Linked DNA regions of Homo sapiens: all the other regions are linked to region 3. Evidence: chromatin contacts called from ENCODE Hi-C or POLR2A ChIA-PET data. All regions are on one chromosome and are shown on one strand. Each heading gives the region's core, a stretch centred on a gene start or an enhancer-like site at or near the end of the contact. The rest is flanking DNA. Distances are from core to core; before and after follow the strand shown. Region 1 has its middle 230 kb from the start of KLF5. Region 2 overlaps PIBF1 (progesterone immunomodulatory binding factor 1). Region 3 holds the start of KLF5 (KLF transcription factor 5).

Evidence for each region. Hi-C counts contacts between places; a loop is a spot of excess contacts on that map. ChIA-PET counts read pairs that join two places held with the same protein, here RNA polymerase II (POLR2A). Pooled maps may share reads with other maps.
Region 1: a loop to region 3 is called in a map of esophagus muscularis mucosa, with 2.5 times the contacts of the local background. The contact joins the enhancer-like site here to the promoter of KLF5 in region 3. A Hi-C loop is called at or near these places in 3 of 168 maps with a recorded cell type or tissue (aorta, chondrocyte and esophagus muscularis mucosa), 1 of 37 single-sample maps with no recorded cell type and 9 of 50 pooled maps. POLR2A ChIA-PET finds 5 or more read pairs at or near these places in 7 of 52 experiments (AG04449, BJ, Caco-2 and 4 more).
Region 2: a map of psoas muscle shows a loop between it and region 3 (1.9-fold over the local background). The contact joins the enhancer-like site here to the promoter of KLF5 in region 3. A Hi-C loop is called at or near these places in 2 of 168 maps with a recorded cell type or tissue (gastrocnemius medialis and psoas muscle), 1 of 37 single-sample maps with no recorded cell type and 5 of 50 pooled maps. POLR2A ChIA-PET finds 5 or more read pairs at or near these places in 2 of 52 experiments (AG04449 and endothelial cell of umbilical vein).

What each region holds. Positions count from the first base shown.
Region 1 is chr13:73,285,830-73,288,630 of GRCh38, forward strand. No RefSeq gene overlaps it. Among named protein-coding and RNA genes, the nearest start is that of KLF5, 230 kb to the left of the region's middle. Within about 2 kb of position 1,307, at least 3 of the 41 ENCODE cell types and tissues checked have a DNase peak (open chromatin) inside an H3K27ac peak, as active enhancers do.
Region 2 is chr13:72,918,535-72,921,743 of GRCh38, forward strand. All of the region lies in intron 13 of PIBF1 (progesterone immunomodulatory binding factor 1), which reads left to right. Among named protein-coding and RNA genes, the nearest start is that of PIBF1, 140 kb to the left of the region's middle. Within about 2 kb of position 1,722, at least 4 of the 41 ENCODE cell types and tissues checked have a DNase peak (open chromatin) inside an H3K27ac peak, as active enhancers do; they include psoas muscle, where a contact is called at or near this core.
Region 3 is chr13:73,057,690-73,060,671 of GRCh38, forward strand. KLF5 (KLF transcription factor 5) reads left to right here and starts at 1,316. Exons shown (of 4, transcript NM_001730.5): 1 at 1,316-1,899. The coding sequence starts at 1,639. RefSeq lists silencers at 1,060-1,669, 1,990-2,079.

The DNA.
Region 1 (2,801 bases), core at 57-2,556, 230 kb after region 3:
CCAGTCAACAAAATAAGAAGAAAAACATGAATTTTCCGCCCTTCTGGCTTTTTTCCCTTCTCCCCTTTGCCTCTCTTGGTGACTGGCTGTGCACTTACCCGCCACCCAAATCATGAACCTGAGAATTACTTTCATGATGCTTCCAGCACCCTGTCGACCCCATTCTCACTCTCATCAGTATCATCGGTATCCAAATGTGATGTGTGATGGTACCTCCTTCACATGTGTTATCTTGTCCCTTCCTCTCTATTTCTTGAAGTTGTTCACAAGGACAATTACAACAAGCTCTTCACTGCCCAACCTTCTCTTTAATCCAAATTTTATGATGATGCTAAGAAATCTCTTCAAACCACGATTTCGTTCGGTTACTTACTGGCTTTTTTTTTTTTTTTTTTTTTTTTAAAGACATCAAGAGCTTTCTCAATGCCTTTAGGGTAAGTCTTAATTTCTAGAACTGGTCCTTAAATTCCGACCAAGCCTAACCTTACACTGTGGGCCACTTGAACCTTTCCTCATCTCCAGGGTTACTATGTCTGGTGTGGTCACTGGCACAACTCTAGGGGGCGCCATGCACACTGGCAGTCTATATGACAAATGTTCTCTCTGCCTGAAATTTCCTTCCCTGCCTGTCCTTTAAAATGCAATTTTTCTTGAATTTCTCAAACTACTTTACTTCCTTGAAATTGGAGCCCTTCTTCCTCTCAGTGGACTCTACCTTTACCTATTTCATTCATCTACTTACTTTCCAACTCTCCAATCTTAAGTGCTTGTTTCCATGTTTCTCTGTCTCCTTTTCCTGCCTACCCCTCACTGAAAAGTAAGCCCCTGAAACACAGATGCTGTTTTATTTGTTTTTATAGCCCTTACATTTAGCACTTAACCTGGTACAGAGAGGCACTTAATATTCAGTCTAAGAGTGCATGAGTGAATGAATGAATGCAATACAATGAACTCTGGTTGGTTCACGCAACCCTGGGTTTCTTTTTTTGTTTTTAGACGGAGTCTCGCTCTGTCGCCCAGGCTGGAGTGCAGTGGTGCGATCTCAGCTCACTGTAACCTCCATCCCCTGGGTTCAAGCAATTCTCCTGCCTCAGCCTCCTGAGTAGCTGGGATTACAGGCGCCTGCCACCACACCCAGCTAATTTTTGCATTTTTAGTAGAGACGGAGTTTCACCATGTTGGCCAGCTGGTCCCGAACTCCTGACCTCAGGTGATCCGCCTTGGCCTTGGCCTCCCAAAGTGCTGGGATTACAGACATGAGCCACCGCGCCCAGCCAACCCTGGGTTTCTGTTTACATTTTTTTCTATGTGGATCTGGACTGTGTTTCCTTCTATGCTAGCCCAGACTAGCCTAATAACACCTGCCCCTCCCAACTGTTTTCTAGTTGATTTACTTATAGCTTCTGTCCCTAGCAGGATCTGGCTTTCTCCTGGAGCAAGTGTATCTGCTACTACATACTATCTGCACCCTCGTATCCTATTTCCCTTCCTCTGTGGGGACGACTAAGGGTTTACCATGGCTGCAGCACAACTGGCATCTGTCAGAATCAAAACTCATTAATAAAAAAATGATAATGCTTCAAAGTACATTACATTACTCCTTCAAAGTCCTTTGTGAACATTATCTTATTAATCATCACAATAGCTCAGGGGAAGATAAACATTGTTGGTTATCTTACCTCGATCATATTTTGAAGGAACTGTTTTTTTCTTGTTATTGTTTGATCATGCTATGAAATCTGGATAGCAATTTTCATATTGGCTATTTGGATATAATTTGATATGCTGACGTAAAATTTCCCTGGATCAGTAAGGTGGTTTTTATTTTTATTTTAGATGTCTCACTGGTACTCTTGTAGAATTCTTTCCAGAGAGCTGAGCAAAGAATAACAAGCAAAAGACTGAGATATTTCTCCTCAGGGGTTGAAATTTTCTGGGTATCTTGAGGCTCATTAAATCATTGGTTCATGATGTAGAAAAGCAAAAGACGAGTTACTTGTACACATAGTAGGTGCTAAAATAACAGTTGAATGATTGAATGAAGTATTATTTTAAAACCTGGAAGTTTAAATAAGGGACTTATGTAAAAAATTAGTATCCTAGTCAGGAATTCCATTAGTAACCAGCATCAAGTAGCCAAAAGAGAATTCTTTTAGGAGGGGAATTTTACTTAGGAAACTGGTTTAAAGAATCTACTCAGTTCTTCTGTCCCCGCCTCACCTCTAGCATCCTATGTTTACTTTTCTCATAGCGCTTATCACACATTTTATCATGTATTTGTTTACGACTTTAGTTTCCCTTAGATGGCAGGAAACACTTCTGCTTGACACACAATGGGAGCTCAATAAATGACTGTTGAATGGAAAAAAAATTAACTAGAGAAATCTTTCCCACCAAAAGTAAAAAGTGGAATAAGTTCAATTTCAAAGTTACAGGAAGAGATGGTATAAGCATTGGGCACTACATTCAAGTTGGGTGTCAGGTATCCTCAACGCGCCTTGTATGAGGAATTTGAAATCTTCCAATAACTCAACAACAAATGGTACCACCTCTGGAAGATTTTCTTCTTTCAAGAGATGAGCGATGTCACAGATGACATGGGCACTTTCTATGTTCTAAGATGGAGTCTTATTTCGTGGGAGTGTCTAGGGTGGAGTGGCCCTCAGTACAACTATACCTGTTCATCTCTGGTGCTGGGAGAGTGTCCTAGAGGGAGGTTTCATGAGGCTTACCTCAAATTTTTTTCCAGGCCAAACAAACATTTTTGGCTTCATAGATTACTGTCAACTCTATGTCTACCC
Region 2 (3,209 bases), core at 472-2,971, 140 kb before region 3:
GCACCACCACACCCTGCTAATTTTTGTATTTTTAGTAGAGATGGGGTTTCACCATGTTGGTCAGGCTGGTCTTGAACTCCTGGCCTTGGCCTCAAGTGATCCACCTGCCTCGGCCTTCCAAAGTGCTGGAAACACAGGAGAGATCCACCATGCCCAGTCTAGCAACTACATCTTTTTTTTTTTTTTTTGAGACAGAGACTCACTGTGTCACCCAGGCTAGAGGCAGTGGCACGATCTCAGCTCACTGCAACCTCCACCTCCCAGGTTCAAGCAATTCTCCTGTCTCAGCCTCCCGAGTAGCTGGGATTACAGGCATGTGCCACCATGCCTGGCTAATTTTTGTATTTTTAATAGCGACAGGGTTTCACTGTATTGGCCAGGCTGGTCTCAAACTCCTGACCTCAAGTGATCCACCCACCTCGGCCTCCCAAAGTGCTGGGATTACAGGCATGAGCTACCACGCCGTGCCAACTACATCTTATTCTTGTTTATTTTTCACTTTCTCTATCTAACTCAGTGCAGGATACCTAGTAAAATTGTTTCTTCATCAGAGCGTTTGAGAATTCAGAGTTGCTTTTTTTTATGTGAACTGATTTAGACATTTAGAGACATTGTACACTAAGAAAATGACTCAGAAAATAGAACATCTATATGGCTATCTAAAATGATGTATCCTCATTAATATAGTGGTGAATAAAAAAATAAAGTGATGTAGAATATAGAGCACTTTATAGAAAGCAAGAAAAGGATAGTTAGAACTTATGGCTCTTACCAGTTAAACTAAATATATGCCAAATTTTGATCAAGGCGAGCTGAATAGAAAGTATATATTTGTAGCTGGAATGTTTAATTCTGTCTGGTGAGGATTCAGATATTTCAGAATTATGTATTTTTAAAAAATCAGTCCCATTCCCATTTCCTCTAAAAGTCACAATGGGTAACCTAGGATATTTTGTAATTTTCAGCATATCTGTTTCTTAGTCCAATGTTGCCTAAGGAAGAATAGAACATAGTTTTGTGGGTAAGAGACTTATCAGTAGTAAATGATAGGTAAAATACTAAAACTTGAAATTTAAAGGGAAAGGTCATATTCTTTTCTCTATTTTGGCCTCTGAATCCTTCAAAAGAATCTTTGTTACAAGAAAAAATAGGGCTGGGTGCAGTGACTCACACCTGTATTCCCAACACTTTGAGAGGCCAATGCAGGCAAATTGCTTGAGTCCAGGAGTTTGAGAACAGCCTGGGCAACATGGCAAAACCCCATCTCTACAAAAAATACAAAAACTTAGCTGGGCATGGGGACATCTGCCTGTAGTCCCAGCTACCCTGCTCAGGAGGCTGAGGTGGGAGGATTACCTGAGCTCAAGAGGTCGAGGCAGCAGTGAACCGTGATTGTCCACTTACTCTTCAGCCTGGGTGACAGAGTAAGACTCTGTCTCCAAAAAAAGAAAAACAGAAAAGAAAGAATTCTGCTGTTAGAACTTTGCTTTTCTTAGCCCCAAATGCTGAGTTCTTCAGAATCACAAACAATTATTGCTGTTGCACATTACTATTTTTTTAAGAATTTTTAAAAATAGAGGTTGGTTTTTAATATTTAAAGTGAGGATTTAAGGAACCACAACTGATTCATACTCGAAATAATGTTAACTGTCCAAATATTCTAAAGATTCTATCACTGAGCTATCTATGTGCCTTGAACATGTGCCTAATGGGCATGCTATTAATATCTCCTGCCAGCTGGTGCCAGGCATTCTTCTCATGGTGAGCCAGAGGGTTATTTTGAGGAAGTGCTTCTCAGGTCATCTAAGCTGAATGACGGGAAAGTAAGGCTAGATATCCAAAGAGAACATTTATGCATTCCTTCATGCATTCAACAACTTTTATTGAGTGCTTACTGTATGCACAAAATTGATCAATGGCACTAAAGATCCCAGGTTAGGGTCTGATACATTTCTGAAGTTTGCAAAGTCCACATTTGAGTTCATAATGGATATTTGTAAAGAAAGCGGTGGCTTTGCGCTCTTTTTATGTTTATTTAAGATAAAAGCAGTATAACCTTTGAGAGAATTATATGTAATCCTTCACATTTGAAATTAAAGGATTGGAGCCAGACGCACTGGCATGTACCTGTAATCCCAGCTTCTGGGGAGCCTGAGGCAGAAGGATCACTTGAGACCAGCAGTTTGAAGCTGTAGTACACTATAATTGCACCTGTGACTAGTCACTGCACTCCAGTCTGGGCAACATAGAGAGACTCCCATCTCTCAAAAAAAGAAAAGAAAAAAAAAATCAGTGGAAACTTAAGGCGAATGATAAAACAACTCAGTCAAAACAGTAAATGAACTATATGCAAAATAAAGTTTTCATTGTACATCAGCCTATACCAAAATATATTAAAGTTTCAAAGGAACCTATTTTCCAACTACTACACAATAGATTCCATTCATATTAAATTTGATTTAAAATCTTATATGTTCAACAACCAGAATTAGATATTTTAGGGTAGCATTTAATTGGAAGGAGATTTCTGATTTGTTATAACAGTAATGTTTATTTTATTTTATTTTTATTTTTATTTTTTGGAGTTGGAGTCTCACTCACTCTGTCACCCAGGCTGGAGTGCAGTGGCATGATCTCGGCTCACTATAACCTCTGCCTCTCAGGTTCAAGCAATTCTCCTGCCTCAGCCTCCCAAGTAGCTGGGACTACAGGTGCATGCCACCACGCCTGGCTAATTGTTTGTATTTTAGTAGAGACAGGGTTTCACCATATTGTCCAGGCTGGTCTCGAGTGATCTCAAACTCCTAAGCTCAGGCAATCTGCCCACCACGGCCTCCCAAACTACAAGGATTACAGGCATGAGCCACCACACCAAGCCATGTTTATTTCATAAAATTGGAAAATTACTGGTAATCCTACCATCCAAAATAACCACTCGGAAATGTATACAGATATATATATATACTTTCTTATTTAAGATATTATTGCTTGTAATTTAATAGTTTAATTTATTGTCATAGAATTCCATTGTAAACATTTTCTTATGTCATTGGATATTCTTCAGAAAGGTCATTTTTAATGGTTATCCAAAACGTTAATTTTTAGTACTTCCATTTTTGAGTGCTATATTTTCATTACTTAATTGTATAGTTACTGAAAAATATCATTAGTTGCCTATTGCAACCCAGGCAATACCACAAAATTAAAAT
Region 3 (2,982 bases), core at 66-2,565:
AAGCTGTTTTACTCTGAAGTGATGAATAGGCTGTGGTATATGTAAAACTGTCTAATGGTATATTGTGTGTCAACATATGTACATTTGTAGTAATATCACAGGCATTTTTATTGCAGTTTATTGTTCCGTCCTCCCAATAAGCCAGATAAAATCATGTACAAGAACATTAAGGATTAAGGGAAGTGGTTTCCTTAGGTGATTGCTGGCAAAAATTCACCCTCCCATTATAACAACATAGTAAATGGATGGTAATATATTTGGCTATTACTTTCCAACAAATTTGGATTCCCAGTTTTCAGAGCTGCTCTGTGTCTATGTTTGCGGCTTTTTGATTGTCTCTTCGTAGGAAAAGGTGCCACAATGTGAGGTAAATGTGCTAGGTTTCTGCTTTGTAAATATTAAAGTCCATTTTTTGAACATACAGTGCTAGCAAAAATAAGTCAAAGATGTAATGTCTATTTAAATACACGTTTGAGCTAGTCGTGCTTAAATTAGATTCCATGCTTCGGCTAGAATCAACACGGCTTAAATATTAGAAACTTCAAAATTCATATGGCCCAAGCCCTCCTCCCCACACACGGATGGGAAGTAGAAATGTGTGGGAAAACGTCTAGCAATTAAAATCCTGAAGGAGTGGGAAAAACCCAGGCTTTTATGCAAGGATCTGAAAAAACGCTTGCCATCAAATCTTTTATTCAGGCATTCTGAATTTGCCTTGTTAAACGGATACACTCACTGCTAAAGATACACAGGGACAAGAGCTGTTTTAAATTTGTTTATCACACCGCCCCTAGTTTTCTGCTAAAGAGAAGTACATTTTGGATATTTAAAAGTACACACTCATTAGACAAATCTCTAAAAGCCTCAGCGCCCCTACCTAGCTGCCTTCTGGGTTTCAGCTTTTGAGTTTCAGGTCCTTGCACAACACCTAAGACGTGCAATACTCTTTTTCTTCCTAATCCTGGCAGAGAACAGTGCGAAGAGATCTCCCTCCGCGTCTCCACCCTAATTCCCCCTCTTCCCAGATTCCACCCGCTCCGCTACTTCCCTCCGCCCCCGGCTCCGCCAGCCCAATCTGTCAGAGAAGTTGTGTACAAACTGCGCGGCCGCCCTGCGCGCGAAGCTCGTGGCCCGAGAGGGGTGCGGTCGGGCCGACGGAGGCGGGGCCCTGGCTGCCTCTCTCCCTGCTCATAGGCTGGCCGCTCAGGCCTGGCCGGCCTCGGGGCCTCGGGATTCGCGGCGGCGCTGCCAATCAGGCGATCGGGCCCCGCCCCCCCGGAGTTGGGTGAAATAGAGGCGGGCGTCAAGTGTCAGTAGTCGCGGGGCAGGTACGTGCGCTCGCGGTTCTCTCGCGGAGGTCGGCGGTGGCGGGAGCGGGCTCCGGAGAGCCTGAGAGCACGGTGGGGCGGGGCGGGAGAAAGTGGCCGCCCGGAGGACGTTGGCGTTTACGTGTGGAAGAGCGGAAGAGTTTTGCTTTTCGTGCGCGCCTTCGAAAACTGCCTGCCGCTGTCTGAGGAGTCCACCCGAAACCTCCCCTCCTCCGCCGGCAGCCCCGCGCTGAGCTCGCCGACCCAAGCCAGCGTGGGCGAGGTGGGAAGTGCGCCCGACCCGCGCCTGGAGCTGCGCCCCCGAGTGCCCATGGCTACAAGGGTGCTGAGCATGAGCGCCCGCCTGGGACCCGTGCCCCAGCCGCCGGCGCCGCAGGACGAGCCGGTGTTCGCGCAGCTCAAGCCGGTGCTGGGCGCCGCGAATCCGGCCCGCGACGCGGCGCTCTTCCCCGGCGAGGAGCTGAAGCACGCGCACCACCGCCCGCAGGCGCAGCCCGCGCCCGCGCAGGCCCCGCAGCCGGCCCAGCCGCCCGCCACCGGCCCGCGGCTGCCTCCAGAGGACCTGGTCCAGGTAGGAAGAGCCGCTCCCCTCCCACCGCAGCACTCCCGGGCTCGGGCGTGTCCCGTTGCTGCGACTCGCGGGCGACAGGGGCCGCTCCAGGCTGGGGCGTGCGTCGGGGCGCACCGGAGCCGGTGCTGGGTGGGCAGCCCCGCCCTGCACGCCTGGCCGGGGCCCCGCGTTTCGCTGAGAGTAAATGGGGGGGGGGGCCGGGGGTGGGAAGGATGGAGGGGAATCTGCCCCGGCGGGTCGGCCTGGGAGAGGTAAGAGGGAGGGAACTGGGTGCTCACGCGCACCTTAGTTGTTTTTCTTACACTTGAGGGACGAAACCTTGTACCTTACGCTCAGTTTTACTTAAATTACGCCTTCGCCTGTACCGCTCTCCAATGCCAAGGCATTGGAGCCCTCCCCCCCATCCCCATCGTCTCGGGTTAAGTAGAAACGCAAATTGGGGTGCTGGGGAGAGGTTCCCCAAGGTTTCATACCCGGTGGCTCAACCTGCTTTAGAAGCGATTGCGGGCCGCGTTTGGAAAATGAGAGTTAGGAAAGCTAAGGTTGTGTCGGAGCGCTTATTTTTCCTTAAAAAAAAAAAAAAAAAAAAAAGACCGGGGGTGTTGTTTTCTTCGTGTGCACGTAAATTTCCTCCCGGAGCCGCGTTGAAAGCTGGCAGTTGGCTTTTACACTTGCCCAGCAGCCGAATTAGAGCAACCGCCTGTTTCTTTCGCCCACGCAGGGAGTCATATAGCCCAGAAAAAACTTCCCGGGACTTTTAGCCTGTCCCAAGGAAAAAAAAATTGGAAACATACCCACATGCAAACAGCTGGAAGAGCTAAAATCAGAAACCACTAACCGCCGCGGGAGCGCAGTGCACGAAAGGGTTTAGTTCAGTTTATTTCAAGACACTTCATTTAGTAGCTCTTTGGCGTGTCGTATATTTGCTACCCAGCGCCTACTCCGTGGGGTCTGCCAGGGTCTTGCTGTGAGAGGGCAGTGGCGTTTGTCAGAGATGTGACTCACATGATGAGAGCGTTAATTTTTATTTTTAAATCATGTCTATCCGGGAAACCCCGTCCGCATCCACACCAAGGTCCGAGA